Linked DNA regions of Homo sapiens: all the other regions are linked to region 2. A link is a contact called in ENCODE Hi-C or POLR2A ChIA-PET data. All regions are on one chromosome and are shown on one strand. Each heading gives the region's core, a stretch centred on a gene start or an enhancer-like site at or near the end of the contact. The rest is flanking DNA. Distances are from core to core; before and after follow the strand shown. Region 1 holds the start of SNX21 (sorting nexin family member 21). Region 2 holds the start of SYS1-DBNDD2 (SYS1-DBNDD2 readthrough (NMD candidate)). Region 3 overlaps STK4 (serine/threonine kinase 4).

Region 1 (2,979 bases), core at 1-2,500, 470 kb before region 2:
CCAAGGTGTTCCGGGACTTCTTCCAGAAATCCTGCAGCTGCCGCGCCAGGAGCTGACTGCCCCACTGCCCATCAGGTGGGGGGCTCCGTTCTGCAGACACATGACCAGTCATATCAATGGGCCTAGGGCCAGGGTCGACATCAACCACTGACGTGGCCTCACTCATCCTCCCAGTGTGAGGCAGGACTTACCCCCTTTTTACAGAAATGGAAACTGAGGGACAGAGAGGCACCGAGGAGCCAAACACCGTGCCTGGCAGACAGTAGGGGCTAAATTAATAGCTCCACCCTCAAAATATCGTTAATACATCATTTCCATTCGGATCCCAAGCCCTGTACATTTAATGCCTGCAGCAATTCTGAGATGAGAGTGAGTTCTCCCACTTGACACAAGGGAAAACTTGGCTCAGAGGGGGGTTAAGACTCTCTCAAGGTCACACAGCCAAGAGGTGGCCCAGGCGCTTTAAGAAGTGTGGGAGTTTCAGCTGGATCAACTTAGCGCCCTGGATGCTCTGGGAACGCGGCTGGGATGGAGGCCTAATCGAGCCCCAGGGTTCCCGCCTCCGTCCTCCTGCACTCGCCTGCGTCTTCTCCTGACGTCCCATCCCCGAGGGGCAGCTGGTCAGGGCCAGCCTCCTCGTCGTCCTCGTCCTCGTCGTCCTCGTCGTCCTCGGCGCTGGTGAAGCTGAGGGTGCCGCTGAGTCGGGAGGACAGGCCCTCGGCGTCGTCGTCCTCCAGCTCTGAGCTCTCCGGAAACTGCTCGGCCTCTGGACTGGCCGCCGCCTCCCCGGGGCCGTCGCCGGCCAAGGCGTGCCGCAGCCGGTGCAGGAGCCGGGAGGCCATGGCACCCTGGGGGGAGCGCGCGACGCTGTGTACCGGATCCCGGAGGAGGGGTACCCCAGCCCGGCGCAGGAGGAGGAGGGGCGGGGCCCGAACCGGAGAGGGAGGGGCGCGGTGAGGCCCCACCCCCTGGCAGTCCGAGGTCTTGCGAACCAGGGGACCCAGCCAGCATCGCTTTCCCCCCAACCCACTCAGCCTAGGACCGCGTTCCTCCCCGGAGGGGCTCAGGACCCTCCCGATGTCTCTTGCGCCGCCTCGTGCGCCTCTACCTCCTGCGTCCCACGGTGCATTCAGGGGCGCGCCGCGCCCCAGGGGTCCGGGTGCAGCCCCCCGCAGCCCATGGAGGTCGGCCGGGTTCTGCAGGGCTCCGCCGGGCTCAGGCCGCTCAGAGCGCCGCTCGGGCAGCTTCCTGCCGCCGCCCCGCCTCCTGCCCCGCCCGCTCGCCCGAGCCGCCCGAGAATCCCGGGCCCTTGGCTCCAGGAGGGACTTGGGAAGCCTGGGTCGGCCTGAGGGAGTCCCAGGCCTGCCGCAGAGTCATCCCAGTCCGGCCAGGCGCGTACCCTCCTTGAATCCTCCCACCCCACCCACGTCATCTCCAATCTGTCCCACTCATTTCCACCCAACGCTCTTTAACTTCACAAAGTAATTATGCAATAGTAGGGAGGCCATGTCTCCCGAGAGAAAACGAAGGGCCAGGAGAAGATGCGTGATTTGGGTTGGTTGGAATCTGACCTCGCTGAGCCTAGGTTTTCTCATATGTAAAACAGGAACAATACTGCTAAAACTAATTTTGCAGCTCTTGTAAGAACGCTCGTCCCGTGCCTGGCATAGAGCAAAGGCTGACGAAATGATCACTTACATAATGATTATTGTTTCTACAGTGTTCACAGGCTTGCACAATCTGATTTGAACCTCACACATGGGAAGTAGGCAAACAGGGAAACTGAGGACCAGAGAGGGTGAGTTACTTGGCTTAACCACACAGCTTGCCAGAGGTTTCTTTCTTTCTTTCTCTCTCTCTCTTTCTTTCTTTCTCTCTCTCTCTTTCTTTCTTTCTTTCTCTTTTGAGATGGAGTCTCACTCTGTCACCTAGGCTGGAGTGCAGTGGCACCATCTCTGCTTACTGCAACCTCCGCCTCCCTGGGCTCAGGTCATCCCTCCCACCTCAGCCTCCCCAGTAGCTAGGAATAGAGGCGTTCGCCACCACACCCAGCTAATTTTTGTATTTTTTGTAGAGATGGGATTTGGCCATGTTGCCCAGGCTGGTCTCGAATTCCTGGGCTCAAGTGATCCACCTGCCTCTGCCTCCCTCAGAGGTTTCTGAGTATGGGGCCTGGAGCCCAGGTCCCCTGCTGCATACTGCCCTTTTCCTGTGCAGCAGGCCTGATAATCTCAGTGGCTCCCCAGCTTTGTTTTATCTTTTATCCGCAGGGCAGCTGCAGGTCAAGAAAAAGTTATTGTGGCTTCCTGTCACAAAGCCTAGGTATCAGTTGTTAGGGCAGATTTTGATAGTTATACAATACAATAAATAAAATCAAAATCTCTCCAAAGTAGCTCCTACCCTTTCTGAGTGGCACAGGAGAGAAGGGTGGGGGAAAATGCCTTGGGATAAGCAGAAGGTATTTCAGCTCCCTGCCCTCCCATGTGAGCAGAAAGGCTGGGGTTCTTATTTTCTGAGGGTCCACTTTCTACATCCTGCTCTAGGCACTTTACTGTCACATCTCTCCCTCACAGCGTCCTGGGGAAGAGGCTGTAACTGGACATTAATGGTCCATTTTCAAGATGAAGAAACTGAGGCAAAGTGACTTCCCCAAGATCCACATCTGGGAAATAGAGGGGCTGGGATTTTAAGCCTAAGTTTGTGCAATTTTATTTATTTATTTATTTATTTTTAGAGAGGGAGACAGAGTCTTGCTCTGTCGCCCAGGCTGGAGTACAGTGATGCAATCTTGGCTCACTGTAACCTCTGCCTCCCAGGTTCAAGCAATTCTCCTGCCTCAGCCTCCTGAGTGGCTGGGACTACAGGCATGTGCCACCATGCGGCTAATTTTTGTATTTTTAGTAGAGGTGGGGTTTCACCATATTGGCCAGGCTGATCTGGAACACCTGGCCTCAAGTGATCCACCTGCCTCTACCTCCC
Region 2 (3,151 bases), core at 278-2,777:
ATCGAGACCATCCCGGCTAAAACGGTGAAACCCCGTCTCTACTAAAAATACAAAAAATTAGCCGGGCGTAGTGGCGGGCGCCTGTAGTCCCAGCTACTTGGGAGGCTGAGGCAGGAGAATGGCGTGAACCCGGGAGGCGGAGCTTGCAGTGAGCCGAGATCCTGCCACTGCACTCCAGCCTGGGCGACAGAGGGAGACTCCGTCTCAAAAAAAAAAAAAAAAAAAAAAAAGAACTGTGCTCATCACCACGCCACAGCTGCCTCTTAGATGTAACAACTTATAGGCCTCCTTTACACTTTACAAAGTACCTTCTTATTCCTAAACCCCTCTGGGCCTTGTAACATTTTGTTGAGGGCAACATGGTAGGAGCATCCGGCCCACTTTTCAGAAAAGGCTCAGAAAGGGGAAGCAACTTGCCCAAGGTCCCACAGCTAGTTTTATATGTTTAGGCCTAGACTGAACCCTTGCTTTTCTGAACCCAAAGCACATGCTCTTTATATTGCAGTCCACGACCTCTCTGCAACTAGTCTCATGGTTTTGAAGACAGGAAAACAAGTTCACAGAGGTGACATTTGCCCCAGGTCACACAGCTAGTAAGTGGATCTTAAACGGACGCCTGTCTGACCCCAAAGTCCAGGCAGTTTCCACTGTACCCGCACGAATGCTCTTTTATCCACCCCTCTCTCCGATGTGGCACCTGAGAACCTAGCTCAGAGAAATCAAGTCACTTTCCCAGAGTATCAGAAAGGAAATGTATCAGAGTTGCCTGGAACACAGACGTGTTTATTGTATTAACATCCAGGCCCTTTTCTTTGTACTAATCAGCCTCTGCTGTCATTCCATTTTATGGATGAGGCAGCTGAGGCTCAGAAAGGTGAAATCCCTTTCCCAGGGCTACAAAGAAAGAAGGTGACCCAGCCACGTCTACAGCACAGTAGTGATGGACCACAAAGCCTACTCGGGGAGGCCGAGACCCCACCCGCCCCAGTCCGGGGACCCTACCTCGGCGTCGAACATCTGGTCCAGCGAGGGGCTGCTTCGCACTAGCCCGTCCACCAGCGCCAGCCACAGGCCCAGCGAGCCGTAATACACGGTCTGCATGAGGACGATCTGCGACAGGATCAGCAGCGGGTCCCACACGTAGCTGCGGAACTGACCCGCCATGCCCTGCAGGGACACGAGCCGGGCCTCAGCCAGCGGCCTGTCTCCATGGCAACGTCGCCCCGCCCGGGAGGAGGGACTGGAACCAAGGGGTGAGCCCATTCCAAGAGTCAGGGGGAAGGCGGGGCAGACAGACCCATTCTCAGAGTGAGGGGAAATCCAGCCCATTCCGCCTGCGCGGCCCCCGCCCGTACACGAGCTCCTCTGGGGTCTACTCACCAGTGACAGACTCGACGATCGAAGTGTCTGAGCGTGGCCCGGCCTCACCGGCGGGCTCCCAAAACAGCGCTGACAGACAGGACCATGGAGGAGAGGCGCTGCCGGCCTAGAGAGGCAAAGCTCCAGCGACCACGGCGGCAGGAGCGGCTGCGTAGGAAAGAAACGTTTCCGGGGAAAGCAGCGGAGGGGCGGGGCTGAGGTTGCGCAGGCGTAGTGGGTGCAACCTCTGCCTGAACCTCCTGAACCAGGTACAAGCAGCCGGATAGCGAACTGAGCACATGCGCAGAAGGAAGAGTGAAGGCAAACGGAAGAGAGGAACGAAGGCCGCAGAGCTTGCGCGCCCTCTAGAGGGGAATTCTTTTTTTAAAGGAAGGCGGCTAGGGGAGAGGCAAGTGGGGTGGCTTAGGACGCGGTAATGATGTTTGGGAATTAACGAGGTGATAAACTGTGTCGTTATTTTCAGCCTAAATTCTCAATGTTTTCTCCTAGTTAGAGTCTGATAACTTGAAGTGGACCTGCAAGCTCCTCCACGTAGGAGTTTGCCAATGTTCCCGCTGTACAGATAGTTAAGCTAAGGGCCAGAGAAGGAAAGCAACATACTGTTTCAACGACACAGTTAGTAGCAAAGTAAGTATTAAAATTCAAGTGTTGGTCGGGCGCGGTGGCTCACGCCTGTAATCCCAGCACTTTGGGAGGCTGAGGTGGGCGGATTACCTGAGGTCGGTGTTTCGAGACCAGCCTGACCAACATGGAGAAACCCCGTCTCTGCTAAAAATACAAAATTAGCGGGGCGTGGTGGCGCACGCCTGTAGTCCTAGCTACTCGGGAGGCTGAGCCAGGAGAATTGCTTGAACCCGGGAGGCAGAGGTTGCAGTGAGCCGAGATCACGCCATTGCACTCCAGCCTGGGCAACAAGAGCAAAACTCCGTCTCTAAATAAATAAATAAATAAATAAATAAATAAATAAAATTCAAGTGTTTCCTCAACACTACAACATTGATTTCGCACCTACTCGGTGGCAGGAAGGCTAGAACATGTATATATAAGACAGCCCCTGCCCTGAGACACAGATGAACTATATTAGAAGGCAGAGTAGTGGGTGTTTTAAAATGTGGGTGTCCAGTGGAAAAAGGCACAGGTTCTGAAGTCGCACATAGGAGTAAATCCTGACCCTCTCTGCTGCCATGACTGTTTTATCTATCTTCCAAATCCGAATAGTGGACAGTCAGTAAATATTTGCTGAATGAGTTAAGAACAGAAAAAGCAAGAGCAAATCGATAACTCACTTATTCCTACTCCAGCAGACGAAAACCCATCAACTTCATTGATCCTAGGTTCCCCCTCTCTGAAGTGGAAAGACGGGAAGTAAGTTGTTCCAGGAAAAGAATTTGGGTTTTAGGGCCAGCTATGCCACCCAGTGTGACCAGCAAGCCACTTCCTTCTTTAAACCTCAGCTTCCCTGTTTATGAAATGAGGAGTTGGACATGATTAACGTTTTCCACCATTTAATCTACCTTCCAGTAATTATTTTCTCATTAAAAAAAAAACTTAGGCTGGGCACAGTGGCTCATGCCTGTAATCCCAGCACTTTGGGAGGCTGAGGCGGGCAGATCACAAGGTCAGGAGTTCAAGACCATCCTGGCTAACATGGTGAAACCCCATCTCTATTAAAAATACAGAAAATTAGCCGGGCCTGGTGGCAGGCGCATGTAGTCCCAGCTACTCGGGAGGCTGAGACAGGAGAATGGCGTGAACCTGGGAGGCGAAGCTT
Region 3 (3,201 bases), core at 244-2,743, 310 kb after region 2:
TTAATCTCATTTGCTCTTCATTAAATCTTACAGCTATAATTATTAACCCAGTGCTACAGATGGGGAATTTGAGGTTTGAAGAATTATATAATCCATTGAGGTTAACACAGCCCGCAAGTGGTTGAAATCAAAATTGAATCAGGTTCTGTCTGACTCTGGGGTCTGTACTTTTTCCTTTTTTTTTTTTTTTGAAAAAAAAAAAAAAAAAAGATAGGGTGTCCCACTGTTGCCCAGGCTAGAGTGCAGTGGTGCAATCATAGCTTACTGCAGCCTCAAACTCCGGGTTCAAGTGATCCTCCTGCCTCAGCCTCTTGAGTAGCAGGACTACAGGTGGGCACCACCATGCCTGGCTAATTTTTTAATTTTTTGTAGAGACAAGGTCTAGCTACATTGGTCAGGCTGGTCTCAAACTCCTGGGCTCGAGGGATCCTCCCGCTTTGGCCTCTCAAAGTGCTAGGATTACAGATGTGAGCCCCGCACCTGGCCAGGAGTCTGCACTTTTAATGAAATGTCACCCAACATCTACTACTATTGGCTAAGTGCTTTCACACTCATTTTCTCAGCTAAACAGAGAGAGAATGAAGCACGGACAGCAGTAAAGCCTATATGCGGGGCAGCATTAGCATACAGAGAACCCACGATTTAGTCACTTGCCTTGGTAACAATGAACTGGCAAATTTTCCTAAACCCAAGTTACCATAGTACTAAGTAGTTAGGGGAAAGAGATGGTGGCTTTCTCTATCTGCAAAACGGAAAATCCAGACAATCCCAACTAACTTTTGCTAAAGTTCCTGTGAGAAGTAATCAAAATTTCATGGATAGAGGTTCCCTGGGGACAAATTTTGGCTGAAAAAAAAAACAAAAAACAAAAAAAAACTACTATCTTTACACACAGCTTTGAGCAATGATTTGAACTACTTCCAACTTGTGGAATTCCCTCTTCTCAGAAATGACTGCAGGTAGTCAAGCAAATGTGAGATGATGCCTCTTGTTGGAAATATAGCAAGAGCTGGAAAATATGTCCTTTAAGACCCTTTTCAATTCTGAAAGTTTATCATTCTCTGATACAGTGTTGGAACAGATGATTGAGAGAGACAATGGCTTCTAGGAATTCAAGACATGCCCATCTGTCACCTGTGCTTACAGTGAAGCCACACAGAAGTTAACTATGGAACAGTCCTTCCTAGGGCCTAAGGTGCTAGGATACTTATTGCAGTTCTTAGGCTCCATTTCTGAGCCAGTCTGGACTCAGCTCTTTTTCTCACCATGTAGTTGAGATTAAAATTATCCTGTAGTTTAATATCAGAGAATAAATGGCCACAAGAATGAACGCTAAAGAAGAAGCCTGCCAAGCAGCCATGGATCAAGCAGTCTCCGAACCAAACAAAGGAAATGAAAAACAGTCTCAGGCTCACACAGGCTGATACTGTTTTAAGCAACCTCTTGAGGTCAAAAACCGCAGGCATTTAAGTCCTGCTCTCAAAGCCATTTCAATAACTGAGTTAAAAACCCAGCTCAAATCAGCTAGCACGATCCACCAGCAGAACCAGGCTACTGTGGTTCTGAGACAAAGATGACATTCATTTACCATGTGGTTTCTCAGAAAGCGTATCTACACAGCAGGTTTCCCTGGCAATTTTGGATACATATGTCTTTTCCAGACTGCTGTTCTTGGCTAGTTTTCTGAAAGAAAAGAGCACAAAATCTCATTATATTCCAAAGCACAAATAAATTCAGTCTCAACATACTTTAAACCAAGCTTTACAGGAAAAATAAGAAGTTGAAACAAAAATAGTGTACCCTGTCAAGAACAATTTAGGATAGTCTTCTCACCAGAAACTGCTCGACAGGACTACTTCAGTAAAAAGCCATTAACAGGCAGTGCTGTTGACCTTGGCTAGCTACTGGGCATTCACATGGCACTGCCGGGTCAGAAACCTAAACACCAAACATAGTCTCCATTCATCTTTCTTCTAGCACAGAAGAAAAGAAACTCATCAGAAAAAGTTTAAAAAGCAGAGCATGGAGATTGTCCAGAAAGGTGGTGGCAAGAGTCTGAGAGCGCAGGTGCTGATGGTTAAAACCCCAGCTTAATTCACACACTCAACAGGCAAAAAAATGCAACAATAAAAACAATCACAAAGACTCAATCCCCAAACCTCCTGTTGACAAGAAAAAAGCCTGGCTTAATATATTAGAACGACCTGAAAACAACCCAACTCCAACCAAAAAAGCCCCAAATGTTAAATGCCAAGTAAAAAGAGGATGATTAAATCAATCAAAAGAATGTAATGTGATGGGCTACTATGTGACCCTTAAAAATGATTTCACAAGTGTTTTTAATGATATGAGAAAATGTTTAAGATATGTTAAGTGAAAAAAAATCAAGATTTATTATGCATGCAGAATGATCTCAGCTGTGTAAAATAATATCTAAGTATTAAAAAACTGGAAGGAAATGTTAAAATGTAATTATTATTGCTGGGGGGGGTGGAAGAGTTGTAAGAGACATTTTCTTCTTTAAGCTTTTCTTCAGTCTCTAAACTTTCTATAATGAGTGTGTTTTTACAACTAGAAGGTTAACAAAATAGCATTGTAACATTATAGAAGAGCAAACCAACACCAAAAAAGAAGAAAATAATAACATTTATTAAGTGCTTATTGCAGGCCAGCAGTAAGGACCATTGTCCTAAAGGTGCTTTACGTGCATTACAGGTTTAGTATCCCTTATCCAAGATGCCTGGGACCAGAAGTGTTTTGGATTTTGGATTTTTGGATTTGGGATTACGCAACCTGCATCTCATTTGATACTCACGACAGCCCTATGAAAGAGGTATGACTTTACCATGTTTGACAGATAAGACAATCAAGGGTTAGACAGGTGGCATAATAGGTGGAGAAGATAGGCTATGAGCCCTAACAGAATAACTCCAGTGGTTTTAACCACTATATGCCTCTCAACCACAATGGCATAATCTGTCTCCCTGCCTGCAAGCCTGACCTAAACATAAGCCTCAATGACAAAATCTACTTTAGAAGGCACTATAATAATTTAGGATAGTGTGACTGCCAAGGTACTAAGATACTCAGATAAATATTCAAAAGAGGAACTAAAACACCTCTAATGAAGCTATAAAAAGAATCCATGTGATAGAGCAATGCATCGCTGCAGTTGAAAACATACCAGCACAACAAATCAAC

Evidence for each region. A loop is a pair of places that touch in the nucleus more often than their neighbours do. ChIA-PET counts read pairs that join two places held with the same protein, here RNA polymerase II (POLR2A). Pooled maps may share reads with other maps.
Region 1: a pooled map shows a loop between it and region 2 (3-fold over the local background). The contact joins the promoter of SNX21 here to the promoter of SYS1-DBNDD2 in region 2. A Hi-C loop is called at or near these places in 8 of 50 pooled maps. POLR2A ChIA-PET finds 5 or more read pairs at or near these places in 3 of 52 experiments (A673, AG04450 and naive thymus-derived CD4-positive, alpha-beta T cell).
Region 3: a loop to region 2 is called in a map with no recorded cell type, with 16 times the contacts of the local background. The contact joins the enhancer-like site here to the promoter of SYS1-DBNDD2 in region 2. A Hi-C loop is called at or near these places in 5 of 37 single-sample maps with no recorded cell type and 6 of 50 pooled maps. POLR2A ChIA-PET finds 5 or more read pairs at or near these places in 3 of 52 experiments (GM10248, OCI-LY7 and PC-3).

What each region holds. Positions count from the first base shown.
Region 1 is chr20:45,832,070-45,835,048 of GRCh38, reverse strand. It overlaps SNX21 (sorting nexin family member 21), which reads right to left and starts at 1,250. Exons shown (of 4, transcript NM_033421.4): 1 at 1,109-1,250; 2 at 581-848; 3 at 1-90. The coding sequence starts at 1,129. It also overlaps a transcript of TNNC2 not described here. RefSeq lists silencers at 667-716, 757-876, 897-1,206.
Region 2 is chr20:45,361,545-45,364,695 of GRCh38, reverse strand. SYS1-DBNDD2 (SYS1-DBNDD2 readthrough (NMD candidate)) reads right to left here and starts at 1,527. Exons shown (of 6, transcript NR_003189.2): 1 at 1,381-1,527; 2 at 1,003-1,167. SYS1 (SYS1 golgi trafficking protein) reads right to left here and starts at 1,540. Exons shown (of 4, transcript NM_033542.4): 1 at 1,381-1,540; 2 at 1,003-1,167. The coding sequence starts at 1,164. LOC124904914 (a long non-coding RNA gene) reads left to right here and starts at 1,328. Exons shown (of 2, transcript XR_007067609.1): 1 at 1,328-1,628; 2 at 1,870-2,340. RefSeq lists an enhancer at 1,371-1,810.
Region 3 is chr20:45,051,568-45,054,768 of GRCh38, reverse strand. All of the region lies in intron 10 of STK4 (serine/threonine kinase 4), which reads right to left. Among named protein-coding and RNA genes, the nearest start is that of KCNS1, 48 kb to the left of the region's middle. RefSeq lists a silencer at 2,870-2,939. Within about 2 kb of position 1,493, at least 7 of the 41 ENCODE cell types and tissues checked have a DNase peak (open chromatin) inside an H3K27ac peak, as active enhancers do; they include OCI-LY7, where a contact is called at or near this core.